Linked DNA regions of Homo sapiens: region 2 is linked to region 1. Evidence: chromatin contacts called from ENCODE POLR2A ChIA-PET data. All regions are on one chromosome and are shown on one strand. The core of a region is the stretch at or near the end of the contact, and the rest is flanking DNA. Distances in the headings are between cores, read along the strand shown. Region 1 holds the start of SIRT5 (sirtuin 5). Region 2 holds the start of SLC17A5 (solute carrier family 17 member 5).

Region 1 (4,871 bases), core at 1,673-4,172:
AGCTTGACATGTCTGAATCTCACCAAAGGAAATAGGCAAAATTATTTTCCAGTGTATGTGCTTCTAAACTTTTCTGTCACCTACCCACATGTCCCAGGAAAACCTCTGTAAATAGGATGAGTTATCAATGAACTCTATCTTGCTTGTTTATTTTTTATTTTGTGCTGCTACAGACAGACTCATAAGCAGAAAGAAAAGGTCATTCGCCTCTTAAATTTTAGTAAAGATAGCCCAAGCCATTATCCTCTGAGTTTGAGGCTGCTTTTCCTGTGAGATTGTTCATTCATTTATTTAATATGTATTTACTAATTCAGCATCTACTATAAGGGATCCTGAGGTGCTGGGAATACCACGGGGAGCAAAACAAAACAAGAAGCCACCTTCACAGCCTGGTGGAGGAGAGAAACTTTAATCAAATACACAGAAATATATTTAAAATCTCAACTGGGATAAGTGCCATGGTGCTACAGGAGCTTATATTAGAGACAAGGGACCTCATGCAGTTGTGAGGGAGGAGGGTTTAAGAAGGCTCCCCCCGCCCCACCCCACCAAGGAACAATTGAATTGAGACTGGAAGGATGAGGGGAGTTACTGTGGAGGGGATAGGAAAAAGTCATCTGGGAAAAGAGAACGGCCTTTTAGAAGGGCAAGGCCATCGAGAAATTAAGCTGGAGTTGCCTGAAAGATGGAAAGGATAGTGGCTGATGTATCAAGATGAGGAAGTGGCTCGACATTGGTCAGGGAGAGGTGGCGTTTCCAAGTCTGGGAGAAGGGACGAGTTCCAGGGCTGGTATGTGGATGGCGGGTGCCTGGATCTTGATGGAATATAATGCCCCAGAAGTGGCAGAACCTGTGGGTGGTGAAGGCTACATATCGGGCCTGTGGACTGTGAAAGTTTGCAATAACTGGCACTGTCTCCCTCTTCTTCCAATTGAAAGGATTAACACACAATGGTCAATATGAAAGCACAAAAGAAATGGAATACACTTTAACGAGAATTGGTATGTGTAGCAGCTTGGAACCTTGTCTTTGAAGTCAAAGCACTTAGATTTAAATCCCAGCTCTACTGTTACTGGTAAATTGCGTTCTTTTCCTAGTCTGTATCAGTTGCAAAGAAAGCACACCAACTGGAAAAAACGGCAAGCGGGTTTCATTCCTGGCCAGGAATAGAGAAGGAGTAAACTTTCACTCTAAAGACCCCCTTCTTCCAGAGCTTTGGGAAGCTGGGGAATTGTAAGGCGTTAGATGTGGAGTGGGGAGGTATGCAAGCATATGCCGGGAGGAACTCTAGACGCACAGGTGCATTTCATAAACATGCCTCTTCATACAATGCACTATCAGAAAATGGCGGCGATTCTCTTCTACGGGTCGGGAGTTGAGCATATAATGATGTATTAATGATCTAAAAGTAACAAGGGGTGGCTGGTTCTGGTTTTCTCTGGTTCCTAGTAGGCCTTATCTTTCTCTGGTACTTGGCAAAGGGCAGTGAGGATCCCGGGCCAACCGCAGTTGTTTTAAGCTGGGTTACCTATAGATAAAGAGACTAGGAAAAAAAATCAAACAAACAAAACGGTTTAAAAAACAATGAGCATTTTCAGCTGTCTACTGTTTAAGAAAATAATGAGCTCTCAGTTTTGCCCTCTGAGCGATTTCTCCAGGACTGCCCTGGTAACACTACTACTCAACAGTTTTGTGCTTTGCGCAGTTACTTGACCTCCCTGGGCCTCGGTTTCCCCACCCATAAAGTGGGGATAACAGTACCTATTTCATCAGGTGGTGGGGACGATTTAAAATGGTTAATAATGTGCAGTTCTTAAAAGTGTCTGGCTCAGAATAAGCACCATACACGTTAGGGGGAAAAACAGCAGCCGGATGTGAGGCCCTCCCCAATTTCGTTACTCCATAAACCTCTGAGTTGCTGGTAACACCTGCAGGAATGAGAAGGGCCTCAACATGGGCTGAATTTCCAGCCAAACTGTGGGAAGTGGCTGAGATTTTAGGTAGGCAAAAAATGTTAATGTAACATTTTTGGCCCCCAAGTTCTCAGACCACTTACTTCCCTTTCTAGTCCACTGACATGCCCGCAAGCAATTCCATTCTGCCAAGTGGTGCTGGTGGCAAGCCGGAATCCAAGAAAAGGAAAGACTCCGATTTTAAGGGAACGGGGACATGCGGAGCCACGTGAGTCACTGGGTCCCAGAGCCACGGAAGGCTCTCAGCTCAGCAGTCAGAGTGCACTCGTCATTGCGTTCGAGGTTAGGTGGCCTAGCCTGGGAACCAACTCACCGTCATTTGAAATCGTTTTAGGGAAAATGACCCTAACATTTAAAATCCTCTCTCCTGAAGTTGTGTGGTCCAGCCGTTTGCTGAAGGAGGAAGCAAAGCCGGTAGTAACTCACTACATATTTGGGCAGTGGAATGAACCCTGGAAGCTGACAAAGTCGAAGCAAGTCACTGCGCCGCCCCCCACCCCCACCCCCACCCCAAATAAAAACAGAGAGACAATCCTTCAATTATAAAGAAGACCACGGCGCCCGGGTCTCCGGCAGGGGCCGCTGCAGCCGAGCAGAACGCTGAGCCGCTCCGCCCCACGGCCTCCTCTCCAGCCGGCGCGCCCGCCTCCCGCAGGTGCGTCTCTGCCTGCGCCGGGCCGGGGTCTCCGCGGCCTCTCCCGCTCGGGCTCCGGCTTCGAGGTCCCGACCAAGCACTGCTCTCGCGGGACTGCGCGCACCGCCCAGGGCCTGCCGCGGGCTCGCGAGCGGAGGTGGCACCGGTCCGCGGTGCGCATGCGCGGCCCGGCCTCTGCCCTGCGGTCCCGGGCTGGTGACTGGCTAGCGGTTGGAGGAAGGGATGTGGGGGATGGTGGGTGGGTACAGAGAGCTGGGAGGGAGGCACCCCGGGGGGCGGGGCGTGGGAGACTGTATTCGGGGGCGCGAGCTGCCCCAGGTGAGCCGTGGCTCAGGTCCGGAGCGCGGTCGGGACACAGCGCCTCTAGGAGAAAGCCTGGAAGGCGCTCCGGGGGTACCCAGAGCTCTTAGCGGGCCGGCAGCATGTGCGGGGCCCAAGGTCTTCCGGGCTCTGCGTGGGGGTCGCTGCGGCTGGAGACCAGGGAGGGGGATGGAAACGGGGTTGGAAAGTAATCCCACCCGAGCAGGTGGGCATGGGAGGCCGCTGTGCTGGGGAGCCCCGCGAGGGCTCCGAACAGAGCCTCCCTTTTCAGAAAGGTCACCCTGGTCATTGCAGCTGCCAGGGTGACCGAGGAAGGTGGCCGGGGTGGAGGCAGTGGGCGTGGAGAGGGGTCGGATTCCGGACGTAGTTTGAAGGTGGAGCCGTCAGGTTCTGCTGAGCAGCTTGGCTATGGGGCGTGCGAGAAGGGAAGGCTCAGGGCCTAGTCCCTGGGCACGAGTAGTAGCCGGGAGGATGAAGTCCCAGTGCTTCGGGGGGAGGCGGCTTGAGGACGGCTCTGGAGCTCAGGCTTGCCCGCGTGGAGTGGAAGCTGCCTCTTGGACACAGGGCGGGGAGGCCGCATGCAGTCTGGCGCGCTGGGAGGATGGGAGATCCAGAGGGGCAGGGCTGGAGGGGTAGGAGGAAAACCTGAAGAGGGTGGCGCCCGGAAGCCCGGGAAAGTGATGAACTGGGTCAGAGGCCGGGTATCAACAAATAGGAGGGTGGAGACGACCTTGAGGAAAGCAGGTGATGGAACGGGAGGGAATGGGGCCCCCTAGTGGAGACACCTGGGAGTGATGTATTGCATTTATTTAGCTCTTAGGCGTTCAAAAATTATTTATTGGGAGCCTGTACAACTTTTTGCAGTTCATTGCATTATCCTTAGCATGTATTTTGTTTTATATAAATATATATTTATATAATTATTTTTATTGACAAATTTATATATTTATAGCGTACAGTGTAATGTTTTGATATATGTATACATTGTAGAAAGATTAAATCAAGCTAATTGACATATCCATCACCTCACCTACTTATTTTTTGTGGTGAAAATCTACTCTCCTGGAAATATACAATACATCATCAACTATGGTCACCATGCTGTGCAGTAGATCACTAAAACTTACTCCTCTTACCTAACTAAAACTTTGTATCCTTTGACCAACATCCCTCCCTTCCACATCAGCCCTCTGCCAGGCCCCTGGTAACCATCATTCTACTCTGCTTCTATGAGTTCAACTTTTTTAGACCCCAAGTATATAAGTAAGATCATGTGCTGTTTGTCCTTCTGTGCCTGGCTTATTTTACTTGGCCTCATGTCCTCCAGGTTCATCCATGTTGTTGCAAATGACAGAATTGCCTTCTGTTTTAAGACTGTATAGTATTCCATTGTATATATGTGCCACATTTTCTTTATCCGGTCCTCAGTTGATGGATACTTAGTTGCTTCTATATCTTGGTTATTGTGAATAATGCTGAAAACAACACAGGAATGCAGCTATCTCTTCAACATACTGATTTCAATTCCTTTGTATATATACCCAGAAGTAGGATTTCTGGGTCATGTGGTAATTCTATTTTTAGATTTTGAGGAGCCTCCATACTGTTTTCCAAAATGGCTGTACTAATTTACATTCCACCAACAGTGTACCAGGGTTCCCTTTTCTCCACATTCTGGACAAAACTTGTTGTCTTTGATCTTTTTTATAATAGCCATTCTAACAAGCGTGAGGTGGTAGCTCAGTGTGATTTAATTTGCATTTCCCTGGTGGTTAGCAAAGTTGAGCGTTTTTCATGTATTTGTTGACCATTCATATGTCTTCTTTTGAGGAATACCTGTTCAGGTTCTTTGTCCATTTTTTAACCGGGTTATTCGTTTTGTTTTGTTTTGCTGTTGAGTTTTTTGAGTTTCTTATATATTT
Region 2 (4,893 bases), core at 1,944-4,443, about 60 Mb after region 1:
CTATAAGGGCAGGAGCTTTTGTTCTGTTTTGTTTACTTCTTTGTATCTCCAGTGTCTAGAGCCGTGTATGGGAGAATTAGCATGCTGACACAATTCTACTTTCTACACTTGTATTCTACTTATGGAATAGTCATGACGGTAATTAAGACAGACAGACTCATAATCCTATCAAATCTTCAGATCTACTAATTACCAATTTACAGTAAATCAGGAGGGCAGAAGATGTTAAAGGACAACATAAGGATATAAAATTGCAGGGAAAAGAAAAGGAGCGGGGCAGGGGAAACAGATTAAAAGAGACAAAAAACATTTCAATCATTTGGAAGGTATGGACATTATTGAGATCCTGATTTGAACACACTATAAAAAATTAGGACATAGGCCCGGCCCGGTGGCTCAGGCCTGTAATCCCAGCACTTTGGGAGGCCAAGGCGGGTGGATCACCTGAGGTCAGAAGTTAGAGACCAGCCTTGCCAACATGGTGAAACTCCGTCTCTACTAAAAATACAAAAATTAGCTGGGTGTGGTGGCGTAGGCCTGTAATCCCAGCTACTCGGGAGGCTGAGGCAGGAGAATCACTTGAACCGGGGAGGCTGAGGCTGCAGTGAGCCGAGATCGCACCACTGCACTCCAGCCTGGGCGACAGAGCAAAACTCCGTCTCAAAAAAAAAAAAAAAAAAAAAAAATCAGGACATAATTGAGGAAATATGAACACTGAGTATTTTGTAAGTATTATTATTATTTTATTATTATTATTTTTTGAGACGAAGTCTTGCTCTTGTCACCCAGGCTGGAGTGCAGGGGCGTGATCTCGGCTCACTGCAAGCTCCGCCTCCCAGGTTCACGCCATTCTCCTGCCTCAGCCTCCCGAATAGCTGGGACTACAGGCACCCGCCACCACACCCGGCTAATTTTTTGTATTTTTAGTAGGGACGGCGTTTCAGGCGTTTCACCTTGTTAGCCGGGATGGTCTCGGTCTGCTGACCTCAGGTGATCCGCCCGCCTCGGCCTCCCAAAGTGAGTAAGCATTATTTTTATTTGCTGTGATAATAGTACTGTAGTTATGTTAAAAAGAGTCCTTATCTTTTAGAGGTAAATAATTGAAATATTTACATATGAAATGACATGGTATCTGGGATTTGCTTCAAAATACACAGTATGTATGAGCATAAGGCAAGACTGGCCATGAATTGATAACTTTAATCTGGGTGCTGGTTACATGGGGGCTCATTATATACTTCTCTTAATTGCCATATATGCTCCTTCTCTATAAAACTTATCATATTCTAAATAGCAAAAACAGTATGTTACTATTATTTCCACTTCACTTGCTCTCCAGTGGGTATGTAAAGAGGGAAAATAAAAAAGGAAATGGTTGTAACAAACGTAGCCACCTAAAGCCAGGAAGGACAGGGCCAGTACCATAAGATCCATACACTCAACACATGAATCAAGTAGGGATTGTTTTTAAAAGGGATGCTATAAGCTACTTTTTTAAAAATCAACTTTATTGAAGTATAATTTACGTGATAAATGTATACATTTGTCCATCTCAATCTTTATTGAGATGTATAACTTTTCTATCCACATCTCTGCTAACATTTGGTATTATCAGCCTTTTGGATTTTAGCTATTCTAGTGGGTGTATAGTGCCTCGTTGTAATTTTAATCTGCATTTTCCTGAGAATAATGTTTAACATTTGTGCTAAATTTTGATTATACATATACATATTTTTCAATTGTAACAATGTAATAATCTCTGGCAAATATCTTTATTATAACTTTTATTTCTGTATTTCTATATTATTTTATGAGGAATATTATACAATTTGAACACTACAAGCCACAGAAAATGATCAGTTTATGGAACTAAGTCCGACTTCCAGGTAAAACGTAACTATGGTATGGTATTTACAGTTTGTGTTGACTAAAATAAGCTCCCGGCTGCCAGATGGAGCTATAAGGTTGCCACCTCTACTGCCACCATCTGGTAACATTAAAAACAAATAAAAATATAGAAACTATACAATTCTGGGTTAGCCAAAGTCAAATTTCCAACACAACTCTTTCTCACGCACAGATCTTTGAAACTATAGAATGCATTCAAACTGATTTGTTCTTTAGTTTTCGTTACTTTTAAATAAACTATATTACAAAAGTGTCAAATAGCAAAATATTTTAATTTTCTCAAATTCAGGGAAGATGCTTTATGACGTACCTGCTTTTCGATTTGTTCCAAGACCTTTGGCAAATTACTTTAGAACTCCATAGGTATCTTGAGGATAACTGAACCTTTTCCTAACTTAAATCATAGACTGCCAGACGGAAAAAAAATGTCCTCGATGTTTTTAGTCTCTTACTGCACAATGTCAAGATATCAGCTGGGTTATACAATAGTTGCCCTCTGCATACTCACAAATGTTAACTCCAGTCCTTTTTTGTCTTCCCTCCCCGCCTAAGAAGCTACCAGGTCACATGCTGGCGGATACGCAGTGGCGGAAACCTAGCGGTGACAGGGAAGGACAGCCCTCTGCCTACTGATCTGCAGGTTTCTCCTCCAGTTTGCTCTTACACCGGGGTCCTCCGCTCGGACCTTAGCCCATTCATTTGATGATTCTCTCCCAGTTCGTTCTTCCACTGGGTCCCTTGCTCAGCACTACCCAAAATAACCACCAGCTCAGCGCCGGCTGCACCGCCGCTCCCCCGCCCCCGCCCCCGCCCCCGCCCCCGCCCGGTGGGGCTGCACCTGCCGAGGCCCCGGCTCGGCTCCGCGATCACGGTCGCGGCCCCCGGGGTTCCCGAGGGGCTTCTGCGCACCGAGGCAGGCGGGACTGAGCGGCACTCTGAACGGGCTCCCCTCTTAATGTCCCCTCGCGCCTGAGCAGCTCCGGTCCCGCCGGCGCAGGGTGCGGGTACCCGGGCCATGCCGGCCCAGAGACCGCCGCCCCCGGTACCGCTGCCCACTCGAAGCCCCTGGACGACCCCGCCGCTTACCGGCTTCGGCCCGTGGGGCGCCCGGTAGAAGAGGCGTGCGGTCCGTGCTCTCCTCGCCATCGTTCCGGGCCAGGTCTCGAACCGGAGACCTCATGACGCCTACGTGAGCAGGTGTACTCGCCACCTGGCAGAGAAGGGAGCGCCGGCCCGACAGCCCGAAGCCCCCGGGCCGAGCTGGCTGGACCGGGCGGGGCGGGGGCGATGACACCGCCCCGCGGCCACGTCTAGTCCCCGCGGTCCCGCCCAGAGGCGGCCGCGCCGACTCCGCCCCCGCCGCCATCTTAGGTGTGGGCAACTCTGGCTTGGGTTGGACTAGGGAAGCGGAGTTCTGGGAGTTCTCGTAGGATTGGCGCAAAGTGAGCCCGCTCCGCCCGCCGGTCTACGCATGCCGGGGAGCCGGTGTTCGGACGACCGTCTCCCGCTCCTGCACCCCCTTGTAAAGTGCAGGGGCCACCCTGCCCGCAGCGAGGATGAGTGGGGGCTTGCGGGCGGGCAGTGGGGACTTGAATTGCACATAATTAAGGGGAGGGCTTCGACCGAACTAGGGAAGTGGGTGGTGTGCATTTCACAACTTGACATTCGCTTGTTAGCGGTCAGTTGCCATACTGTTAGCAACCTTTGTACGATCTACCTCGTGACTGTGGCGGCATATTTACCTCGTGACTGTGGCGGCATATTGTCCCTAAAATAGCTTTTTTTTTTTTTTTTTTTTCTCCCAGGCAGGGTCTTGCTCTGTTGCCCAAGCTGGAATGCAGTGGCGCAATCGCAGCTCACTGCAACCTCCAACTCCTGGACTCAAGCGATTCTCTTCAGCTCCCCCAAGTAGCTGGGACTACAGGAGCATGCCACCACATCTGGCTAATTTTGTTTCTACTTTTTATTTTTGTAGAGGCTTGGTCTTATTATATTGCCCAAGCTGGTTTCGAACTCCTGGGCTCAAGCAATCCTCCTCGGCCTCCCAAAGTGCTGGGATTACAGGCGTGAGCCACTGCTCCTGGTCCTAAAATAGCTTTTAGGCGGAAAAACAGCAATGGAAATTTGTTGAGTCCTATGATGTTGCTGGTTTTATAGGTAAAAGTAATCAACATAGGTAGTTTCATATGGTTCGACCTATGGAATCCTCTGATGTATGTGTGCATGCTTTATCTCCACGATAGAATTTGGATAGATTGTGCTAGCATTTGCGGACTCTGAAAGTGAAACTAGGAAAACCCAGCTTGCCTTGGCAGGGCAGATCTGGATCCGCCAATAAAGGCTGTCTCTGTGGAGGTAGAAAATAAGATGTAGATGCTCTCGGAGAGTTTGGTGTAGACAGGGAAGACCCACAAGCCACTAATTCAGTAAACCAGGTTAGAAGCTTAGTGAGGTTCACGTGAGAACAAAGGGGAGGGTCCTTTACCTAGAAGGGAGGGCGAGGATTTCTGTAGGCATCCCTACCTCCAGATCAGTAAATGCTAGAAAAGTTCTCAAGTTAAAGCAGCAAATCAAGCCTTGTTTCTGAGTTACTGAATTACCATGTAGATTTTTACACTCTCTAAGGGTTGTAGAAAAATGCAATTTTCAAACTGGATTATGCAGAGTCACCTGGCAAATCCTTTTAAAATGTAGATTCAGATTCAGCAGATCTGGTGTGATGGTTAATTTTATGTGTTAACTTGCTGGTTGTCTTTGGATGAGGTTAACACTAAAATCATTGAACTCTGGGTAAAGATGGCTGCCTTCCATAATCTGGGTGGGCTTCCTTCAATCAGTTGAAGGCCTATCTAGAATAAAAAATCCGACTCCCCCACTTCTCTTGCCCAAGCAAGGGAGACTTCTCCAGCAGAGTGTCCTCAGACTTCATCTGCACCACAGGTCCTCCTGGGTCTCCAGGCATGTGCACCATCATCTGTTTTGGGT

The links. ChIA-PET counts read pairs that join two places held with the same protein, here RNA polymerase II (POLR2A).
Region 2: POLR2A ChIA-PET joins it to region 1 with 11 read pairs in WTC11. The contact joins the promoter of SLC17A5 here to the promoter of SIRT5 in region 1. POLR2A ChIA-PET finds 5 or more read pairs at or near these places in 2 of 52 experiments (WTC11 and activated B cell).

What each region holds. Positions count from the first base shown.
Region 1 is chr6:13,571,679-13,576,549 of GRCh38, forward strand. It overlaps SIRT5 (sirtuin 5), which reads left to right and starts at 2,923. Exons shown (of 10, transcript NM_012241.5): 1 at 2,923-3,066. LOC105374937 (a long non-coding RNA gene) reads right to left here and starts at 2,756. Exons shown (of 2, transcript XR_926497.4): 1 at 2,287-2,756; 2 at 394-1,543. RefSeq lists a silencer at 2,476-2,995 and enhancers at 2,688-3,274, 3,206-3,685, 3,275-3,860.
Region 2 is chr6:73,650,799-73,655,691 of GRCh38, forward strand. SLC17A5 (solute carrier family 17 member 5) reads right to left here and starts at 3,194. Exons shown (of 11, transcript NM_012434.5): 1 at 2,995-3,194. The coding sequence starts at 3,088. RefSeq lists a silencer at 2,640-3,309 and an enhancer at 4,309-4,398.